Linked DNA regions of Homo sapiens: region 1 is linked to region 2. The links are chromatin contacts, found by POLR2A ChIA-PET in ENCODE. All regions are on one chromosome and are shown on one strand. The core of a region is the stretch at or near the end of the contact, and the rest is flanking DNA. Distances in the headings are between cores, read along the strand shown.

Region 1 (4,727 bases), core at 388-2,887, 110 kb before region 2:
GTCTTGAACTTCCTGGCCCAAGTGATCCTCCTGCCTCAGCCTCCCAAAGTGCCGAAATTAGGATCTGCATTTTCACTTTAAGTAATAGAAATACTTCAAGCTTGGCCGGGCTTGGTGGCTCACACCTGTAATCCCAGCACTTTGGGAGGTCAAGGTGGGAGGATCACCTGAGGTCAGGAGTTTAAGACCATCCTGGCCAACATGGAGAAACCTTGTCTCTATTAAAAATACAAAAATTAGGCCAGGCACAGTGGCTCACGCCTGTAATCCCAGCACTTTGGGAGGCCGAGGCAGGCGGATCACTTGAGGTCAGGAATTCAAGACCAGCCTGGCCAACATGGTGAAATCCCATTTCTACTAAAAATACAAAACAAAATCAGCTGGGCATGGTGGCGAGCGCCTGTAGTCCCAGCTACTCGGGAGGCTGAGGCACAAGAATCATTTGAACCCAGGAGGTGGAGGTTGCAGTGAGCCAAGATCGTGCCACTGCACTCCAGCCTGGATGACAGAGTGAGTCTCTGTCTCAAAAAAAAAAAAAAAAAAAAATTAGCTGGGTGTGTTGGCAGGCGCCTGTAATCCCAGCTACTTGGGAGGCTGAGGCAGGAGAATTGCTTGAACCCGGCATGCAGAGGCTGTAGTGAGCCAATATCATACCACTGCACTCCAGCCTGGGCGACAGAGCAAGACTCTGTCTCAAAAAAATAATTAAATAAATACTTCAAGTTTGCATTAATAAGGACCTGAACCAGGCGTTTCACATCCAGTCACCTACTGGGCTAGGGAGGTCCCATAAATAAGTGAGGAGGCCTCTTTGTGGGGAGTGGTGAATGGTTGAGAGATGCCCCCACCCCAAGGGGACAGGGGATCCTTAGCTCTGGCCCAGGAGATTGTGACTGTGGTCACGCCAGAACAGAGGCATTGCTGGGACTTATGATTTTTTTCTGATGGAGTTTCACTCCTGTTGCCCAGGCTGAAGTGCAGTGGTGAGACCTCGGCTCACTGAAACCTCTGCCTCCCAGGTTCAAGCGATTCTCCTGGCTCAGCCTCCTGAATAGCTGGGATTACAGGCACGCGACACCACGCCCGGCTAATTTTTTGTATTTTTAGTACAATTGGGGTTTCACCATGTTGGTCAGGCTGGTCTCAAACTCCTGACCTCAGGTGATCCGACCTCAGGTGACCTGCCCGCCTTGGCCTCCCAAAGTGCAGGGATTACAGGCATGAGCCAGCGCACCCAGCCTAATTTTTTTTCTTTTTTTTATTGAGACTATCATGAAACAGCATTGATTTTTCAAGAGACGCATAAAATCCAGATTCCAATGTGAAATCTCCTAACTTTTTAATCCTAACAGCCAATGTTTAAAATTATGTTTAACTTTGAGAAATTAAAAAACTGAAAAGAGAATTCTCAAACTTTTGTTCTTCTAACCCAGGATCAGGGTAGTGGGCAGATAATAGGAAGGAAGGAGGGAGGGAAGGGAAAAAAGAGCAAAGGACAAATAAACTCTAGGTAAGACAGACGCAACTGGGAGTGCCAGTCTGTAGATGTGGTAATTTACATACTATGTGCAAGAGTATGGGAACGAGTTAGGCAAGCCTCCCAGATTTCAGGAAGAGGTGCCCGGGGCAATGATGAAAGTAAAAAAGGTGGAGGGAAAGCAGGCCGCCCTCTGCGGAAGGATGGCTGGTCCCGTGTTAGATATGAAGAATGACTTGCAGGCCATCTGGCTCCGGAGCCCAGTTCTTACGCACGTCCACAGAAGGGGATATTGTGCTGCCCTTAAAAAGAATGAGGCTTATGTCTGTAATCCCAGCACTTCGGAGGCCAAGGCAGGTGGATCACTTGAGCTCAGGAGTTTGAGTCCAGCCTAGGCAACTTGGTGAAACTCCATCTCTACAAAAAATGTAGAAATTAGTTGGGCATGGTGGCACGTGCCTATGGTCCCAGCTACTCAGGAGGCTGAGGAAGGAGGATCGCTTGAACCTGGGAGGTTGAGGCTGCAGTGAGCCCTGATTGTGCAACTGCACTCCAGCCTGGGTGATAAAGCGGGACCCTGTCTCAAAAGAAAAAAAAAAAAAAAACAGAATGAGGAAGCCTTGGTGTAGGGATAGGGGAGTATCTCCAAGTCATGTTAAGTGAACCAAGCAAGGTATAGAACAGTGCATACATGGGCCTTCCTTTGGGTTTCTCTCAAAGCAAACTCAGACAAAGATTCGAGAGCAAGTACTTAATTTGGGAAGTGAGCTGGCTAAACAGCAGGAAAGGAATGGGGAAGTGAGACAGGGAAGGGAAGGCGGCCAATAACAGGTGGGTGATCCAATAAATAACTACTGAAAGCAACTGAAGCTGAATCTGGTGGAGATGCGTTGGGCACCAGCATAGAATTGGCTTCCCAGAGTTATTTCGCCAGAGGGGTGGGCAGGGGAGCAGGGTGTTAAGATGCCACCTCCTGAGAGCTTGGATGCAGGCACTCCAGAATGGGAGTAATCTCAACCCCCACCCCCACTCACTGCCTGCCACAAGGCTGCTGAGGGTCTTCCTAGTTCCCATCAATCCCTCTGGGGCAGGGGCAGGTGCATACCTGCCGGCAGGAGAAAATCTGTAGGAGCACACTGCAAAGGTGCCGGGAGAGCAGCCACAGCATGCGCTGCCCTATTGCTGTGTCAGGAAGTTCTTTTTACTTGGCTATGCAACAGAATATTTTTGTTTTGTTTTGTTTTTAGAGCTGGGGTCTCGCTCTGTCACTTAGGCTGGAATGCAGTGGTGTGAACTCCTGCACTGCAGCCTTGAACCCCTGGGCTCAAGTCGTCCTCCCTCCTCAGCCTTCTGAGTTGCTAGAATTCATTATTGAACTGCATCCAGCTCAAGAATGTACACGTATAAATATATGTATTTAGAAGAAAATACAAGAAAGCAGTAAGAATGGTTGTTGCCAGAGAGGGGAAATTGGCAGGAAGGAGGCAGGGATGCTACGGAAACTTTCATCCTGGGCCTTTTTACCTTTGAATTTGGAACCAGGTGAATGTATTCCTTATGTTTTTTGTTTGTTTGTTTGTTTGTTTGTTTTTGAGACGGAGTTTCACTCTTGTCGCCCAGGCTGGAGAGCAATGGCGCAATCTCAGCTCACTGCAACCTCCACCTCCCGGGTTCAAGTGATTCTCCTGCCTCAGCCTCCAGAGCAGCTGGGATTACAGGCGCCTGCCACCACGCCGAGCTAATTTTGTATTTTTAGTAGAGATGGGGTTTCTCCATGCTGGTCTGGCTGGTCTGGCTGGTCTCGAACTCCTGACCTCAGGTGATCCGCCCACCTTGGCCTCTCAAAGTGTTAGAATTATAGGCATGAGCCATCACACCTGGCCCCCTTGATTTTAATCAGTACAATTACAGCACAGAGTTTTAAAAATGGTCTGCAGGGGAAAAAAATAGATAAAAATGACTTGCATGTAGCATCTGAATGCAGGAAAACGAAGGTAGGAGGTGGGTCAGGAGAGCAGAGAACAGAAACAAGCAGAAGTGTTCAGATAAACTGAAGTTATGTGTGCGTACAGAGACCAGATATCTCAGATCTCTGATTCCATGCTATTTTGTAGGGTTTTTTCTTCTTCTCTCTCTCTTTTTTTTCTTCCAAGACAGAGTCTTGCTCTGTTGCCCAGGCTGGAGTGCAGTGGTGTCATCTCGGCTCACTGCAACCTCCGCCTCCCGGGTTCAAGCAATTCTCCTGCCTCAACCTCCCCAGTAGCTGGGATTACAGGCAAGCGCCACCACGCCTGGACAATTTTTGTATTTTTAGTAGAGATGGGGTTTTGCCATGTTGGCCAGGCTGGTCTCGAACTCCTGACCTCAAGTGATCCTCCCACCTTAGCCTCCCAAGATGCTAGGATTACAGGCATGAACCACCACACCTGGCCTATTTTGTATGTTTTAATAGTTAAATATGTATAGCATATAACTATGTAACGTAATGCTTTTACCTTTATCAGACCATGCATTCTATTCATACTTCTTAGTACAGACAAGACAGTAGGGTCACCAGACCCATGAGATGGGCCAAACACAGCCGCAACATTCTTCCTAAAGTATGTAAGCGGCAGCTGTTATAGATCATCCTTTCCTTGGTACCTCTAGGAGTCCTATTTAAAAAGTACCTGCATTCCTCAAATAGTCAAAACAACATTGAAAAAGAAGAGCAAAGTTGAAGGACCCATACCTCCTGATTTCACAACTTACTACAAAGCCACAGTAATGAAAGCAGTGTGATACTGGCATAAGGACAGACATAGAGACCAACAGAAGACAATAGAGAGCCCCAAAATAAACCCTTGTATTTATGATCAATTGATTTTCTTTTTTTTTCTTTTTTTTTTTTTTAATTTATTTTTTTATTGATAATTCTTGGGTGTTTCTCACAGAGGGGGATTTGGCAGGGTCATGGGACAATAGTGGAGGGAAGGTCAGCAGATAAACAAGTGAACAAAGGTCTCTGGTTTTCCTAGGCAGAGGACCCTGAGGCCTTCCGCAGTGTTTGTGTCCCTGATTACTTGAGATTAGGGATTGGTGATGACTCTTAACAAGCCTGCTGCCTTCAAGCATCTGTTTAACAAAGCACATCTTGCACCGCCCTTAATCCATTTAACCCTGAGTGGACACAGCACATGTTTCAGAGAGCACAGGGTTGGGGGTAAGGTCACAGATCAACAGGATCCCAAGGCAGAGGAATTTTTCTTAG
Region 2 (4,771 bases), core at 2,082-4,581:
AAATTTTTATTTGGTTAACTTCTGCCTATTTTTGGTCCTTAATTTCTTATATATATGTGTTTCTTTTAAATGTGACTTCATTTAAATCATTGGGAACCCTGATATACTATATGAAGTCCCTCCCTAGTTCTCTTTCCATCTGGAATCTTCCAGGAATTTCATCTCTTTCTCTGTGCTTCTGTGGGGTTTGTGTCTTCTCATTATGGATCCAGTCCAGAGGCAGACCCTAGGGTGGAGCCCTCGTTGTCTTCCCCAGGGTTGCCAACCATGGCATGGAAGAGTGGGGAAGCCTGCCTGGCCTGGTTCAGCCCCCACCTTGTTCCCCTGCTGGAGCCGAGGCTGCCTGGCTTAGGGCTTCCAGGCTCAGCCCAGCAGGTCCCAGTGTCAGCCCCATTTTTTTCCATAAGTGTTTTTTTTTTCTTTTTCTTTTCTTTTTTTTTTTACACAGGGTCTCATTCTGTTGCCCAGGCTGGAGTGCAGTGGAGCAATCACAGCTCACTGCAGTCTCGACCTCCTTGGCTCAGGTGATCCTCCCACCTCAGCCTCCTGAGTAGTTAGGACTGCAGGTACGTGCTACTGGGCCTGGCTACATTTTTGTGTATATATATATTTTTTAAATTTAGAGATGGCATTTCTGCATGTTGCCAGGCTAGTCTGGAACTCCTGAGATCAAGTGACCCACCTGTCTCAGCCTCCCAAAGTGTTGGGATTACAGGCGTGAGCCACCGTGCCCAGCCCATACATGTTTCTTGCGTACGGAAATGTTTGTCTTTTTAAGCTTGCCTATTTTGAGGTTTTTCCCTCTATCCCTGTTACATTTTTTAGGGCAGGGTTGGGAAGGAATACTGCTCACAGCATTAATTTCCAGATCCAACCTAAGTAGGAGTCCCTGTGAGAGCATGGGAGCTGGGAATGTGGACGTAAGCCATAGTTGGGTGTAAATATGATGTTAATTATAAAGTTGATTTAACAGTAGAGCCATTTAATTAAGGATGTTATGGAATTTTTATCCCAGTCTAGGGCTATAAAAGGAAGCCTTAAAAGGGGAAGAAAATAGTTTTTAAAATTATGCTAAATTGAACTACAAAGAGTAGGAATAGAGCTGGAATCATGGGATGGAGCTGCTGGGAGGGGAGAAATGCCAAGGATAGAGATGGCAGAGAGTCCAAACATGAGCTCCCAGGATGATTTGGTGTCAGGGATGCCAAGATGAACCTTAGTCTGAACTCCCAAAGCTCAAGATAAAGTAGATTACATAAAAGAAGGAAAACACGAAAACAAAACCTCATCAAAGAATGTTTACAAAGGAATAGTTTGTGGGATGGAGTTTTGGGTTGTGGATAGTTTTGTTAGAAAACATGTTATAGGCTGGGTGCGGATGCTCAGGCCTGTAATCTCAGCACTCTGGGAGGCCAAGGTGGGAGGATCACTTGCAGCCAGGAGTTCAAGACCAGCCATGGCAACATAGCGAGACCCTCATTCATACCAAAAATTTAAAAATTAGCTGGACGTGGTGGTGCATGCCTGTAGTCCTACCTACTTGGGAGACTGAGATGGGAGGATTCTTTGAGCCCAGAGGTTTGAGGCTGCAGTGAGTTAGCAGTTGTGTCATTGCATGCCATCCTTGGTGACAGAGCAAGACCCTGTCTCCAAAATATATATAAAATAAGAACAGGAACACAGTACTGCCCGTATTTAATCACTAGTGAAATTGCTACCCTAAGTCAACTTTTAAAGTAGAAGACCATTTTGAATGATTTGCCCATTGACAGGGAAAAAGTGAGGGGACTAAGTTACAGTGGGTCGCTTCCCATTGCCTGATGGATGGGATTAGTGTGGGGGCAGCTGGTTGGAGGCAGGGGCAGTGGGGTAGCACAGGAAGAATTGGTGGGTCTGGGAGATACCAAAGGCATGGGAATAGTAAGAACAGAGGTGAGGCTGATAGAAGAGGTGATAGGAGGTTTTGAGGGCCAAAGAAGGAGATGTTTCGGATTCTCATCAAGATTTTATACAGAAGAACCTGATTGGGTATATGTTGGCTTTGGAGAAAATATGAAGTCTAGGGAAAACCATAAGTTTGGAGGGTGGGGAAGATGGAAGATGATGGGTTTTATTTGAGAAGTTGTGGATTTGAACTGCGGTGCTCCTAGAGCCTGCAGGCAGTGGGGGTGTGGGACTTGACACACATAGAGATCAGGAGAGCTGTAAAGACTCACTGTGATGGCTCATGTGGGTGGTGACTGACCCGTGTGAGAGGGTGCTGCTGGCAGGCAGAGCTGGCAGAGGAAGATAGGGTTGAGGGTCTCACCGTTGGGTATACCCACACATGAGTGACAGGGAGGATCATGCCAGGACATTGCTGCATGCTAGTGCCTTGTTTCATTCTGGCCTTTGCAAATGTAAATATTGAAGAATAGCCAGCATGGCAGCTCTGGGTTTTATCTTTTTGTCTGGATCTGTACTGTCCAGCATCATGGCTGCTAGTCACATGTGACGTTTACATTTAAATTAAATACTATTCAATAAAACCTGAAATTCACTTCGTTAGTTGCACTCGTCAAGTACTCCATAGCCACACGTGGCTAGTGGCTAGCCCATCTCTGCTTGCTGGTTAGGGCCTTGCGAGGCTGAAATGTTGGCTCTTATTTTCTCATTTGCCTCAGAATCCAAAGCTGGGCTTTAGGCTGTCAGCTGTTAAGGCATCTAGAGAAAGGTGTGCTGGAGTGCAGCGTGGTTGGGCACCAGTAACCAAATCTGGCCGTTGCTGAGAACCAGGCTTGTGGGGTGTCTCCTGGAAAGGGAGGTGGGGTGTGTGGCTGATAAGGATCTTATCTTTAGAGATTCTCTTAGGCATCCTGTGTTGGATGAGTGCTTCCCAGATCTTTAAACAAAATAAAACAAAACACCCACACAAACATTTTACAAAGAAAAAGAACAAATCCATACTTAGAAGTAGAATGTCCACTAGGTCAAAGTAAGAACAAGAGATGTGCCAGGCCCCAGGACTCATGGAAATTAGATCATGTGGTCAGAGTTGATATCAAATAGGGGGAACATAGCAAAAGATCTTCTTCTTATCCCACAGGACTCTAGTTAGGCAAATTCTTATGTTTTAAAGCCAGCTAGGAAATGCGTAAATAGGGGTGAATGCCCATGGCAAGAAACAGGAATCAGGAAAAAAAAAAAAAAAAAAAAAGCAAAAAAAATTCTGATGAACGATCGTACCCTAGGGACATTGATCCCAAAGTACAGACAGGAAGCACGGCCAGAAAAAGGCTGTGTGTTTGCTCAGCAGTTCTTGGACCACCTAAACCTGGAAGCCCAGTTAACAGCCCAAACTTCCTGTTGGCACAGGCACGGCTGTGACACACACAGCCTGTTGTTTCAGTGCGTCATCATTCAGAGTCAGGGAAAGCGTTTAAGCTTCCTTAAGCTTTTATTTCTTTTAACAGCCTTTGTGAGAATATTTGGGTATCAAGAGTAGATTATTCTGTCTGGAGATATTAGCGGCATGGACCGACGAGTAACTTTATGAGGTTTAGTCTTACCAGAGAGTGGGAGAAATACTCCTGGGTGTTCATAAGAACCGACCACTTCTCATCTTACCTTGGTGTGTGTTCTTCAGAACATGTAATGGGAAGAGCCCACAGCCTCACGTTCCTCCATTGATTAAATGTGTCTGGTGCACATACCTGGTAACCAGCTGCTTACAGCCCAGTGGGGGACATATGGCAAGACAGCCAGCATACCATCAGTGTTAGGGTTTGAATTCTGCACGGGTGCTGTGATAGTGTCCACGTGAGACCCTTGCCCAGTCGTGTTGTAGGGTGGGCCTTGCCGGTCAGATGAAGGTTCCCAGGGGAGATAACATGGAACTCCTAAAAAATGTCTAGGTATAGTAGGTCAAGAGGAGGGAGACTGAAGGCCTCTCAGCTGAGGGTGTGCATGGCAGTGTCCTGCTTGGGGCGCAAGTTTAGTGCAGAGTACAGTGGAGGTGGAGATGAGCAGCAGGGATGCTGAGGAGAGGTCATAGTAAATTTGCTCGTTTTGGGGTAGGAAATTCCTGCGGTGGGTGCCGGGGCAGGAAGGGTCTGGAGATAGGAAGGCAAGTTAGGGTGCTTACGCAGTCCAGGTGTGAGCCGACAGTGACCTGACCTGGAAAGTGCGGAGGAAAGGAATTCTTCCATTCAGCAGATGGTTATTGGGCACCTGCTTTGCGTGAGGCTCTGTCCTGGAATTGGCCTCCTAGTGATGGTGGGAGGAGAAAAACAGTAAAGAAACAAGCAAATACGTCAATCTTGTGGCAGCTGGTCACTAATTCTGTGAAGAAAAATAAATCAGGGAGGGGAATAGTGAGAAATAGAATGTGAGGTCAGACAGTGATCATACAGGACCTGCAAGCCATTCATTAATTTGTCCTTTTAAAAATAGGAACTGTGTGCCACTCACAGGTCTGGGCTCTAGAGAACAGCAATGAACAGACAGACAAAAATCCATGAGTTTCCATCCTTTTTTTTTTTTTTTTTGACAGAGTCTTGCTCTATCATTCAGGCTGAAGTGCAGTGTCATCATCATGGCTCACTGCAGCCTCAACCTCCTGGGTTTAAGCCATCCTCCCACCTCAGCCTCCTGAGTAGCTGAAATATGGCACATGCCACTGTGCTCAGCTGATTTTTAATTTTTTTTTTTTGTAGAGACAAGGTCTTAACTATGTCACTGATCTCAAACTCCTGAGCTCAAGCAATCCTTCTGCCTCAGCCTCCCAAAGTGC

Evidence for each region. ChIA-PET counts read pairs that join two places held with the same protein, here RNA polymerase II (POLR2A).
Region 1: POLR2A ChIA-PET joins it to region 2 with 17 read pairs in AG04449. The contact joins two enhancer-like sites. POLR2A ChIA-PET finds 5 or more read pairs at or near these places in 2 of 52 experiments (AG04449 and activated naive CD4-positive, alpha-beta T cell).

The regions. Positions count from the first base shown.
Region 1 is chr20:5,028,306-5,033,032 of GRCh38, reverse strand. No RefSeq gene overlaps it. Among named protein-coding and RNA genes, the nearest start is that of SLC23A2, 29 kb to the right of the region's middle. RefSeq lists an enhancer at 4,337-4,727. Within about 2 kb of position 1,637, at least 2 of the 41 ENCODE cell types and tissues checked have a DNase peak (open chromatin) inside an H3K27ac peak, as active enhancers do.
Region 2 is chr20:4,924,936-4,929,706 of GRCh38, reverse strand. The region is part of intron 3 of SLC23A2 (solute carrier family 23 member 2); the gene reads left to right. Among named protein-coding and RNA genes, the nearest start is that of SLC23A2, 74 kb to the left of the region's middle. RefSeq lists an enhancer at 3,210-3,504. Within about 2 kb of position 3,331, at least 21 of the 41 ENCODE cell types and tissues checked have a DNase peak (open chromatin) inside an H3K27ac peak, as active enhancers do.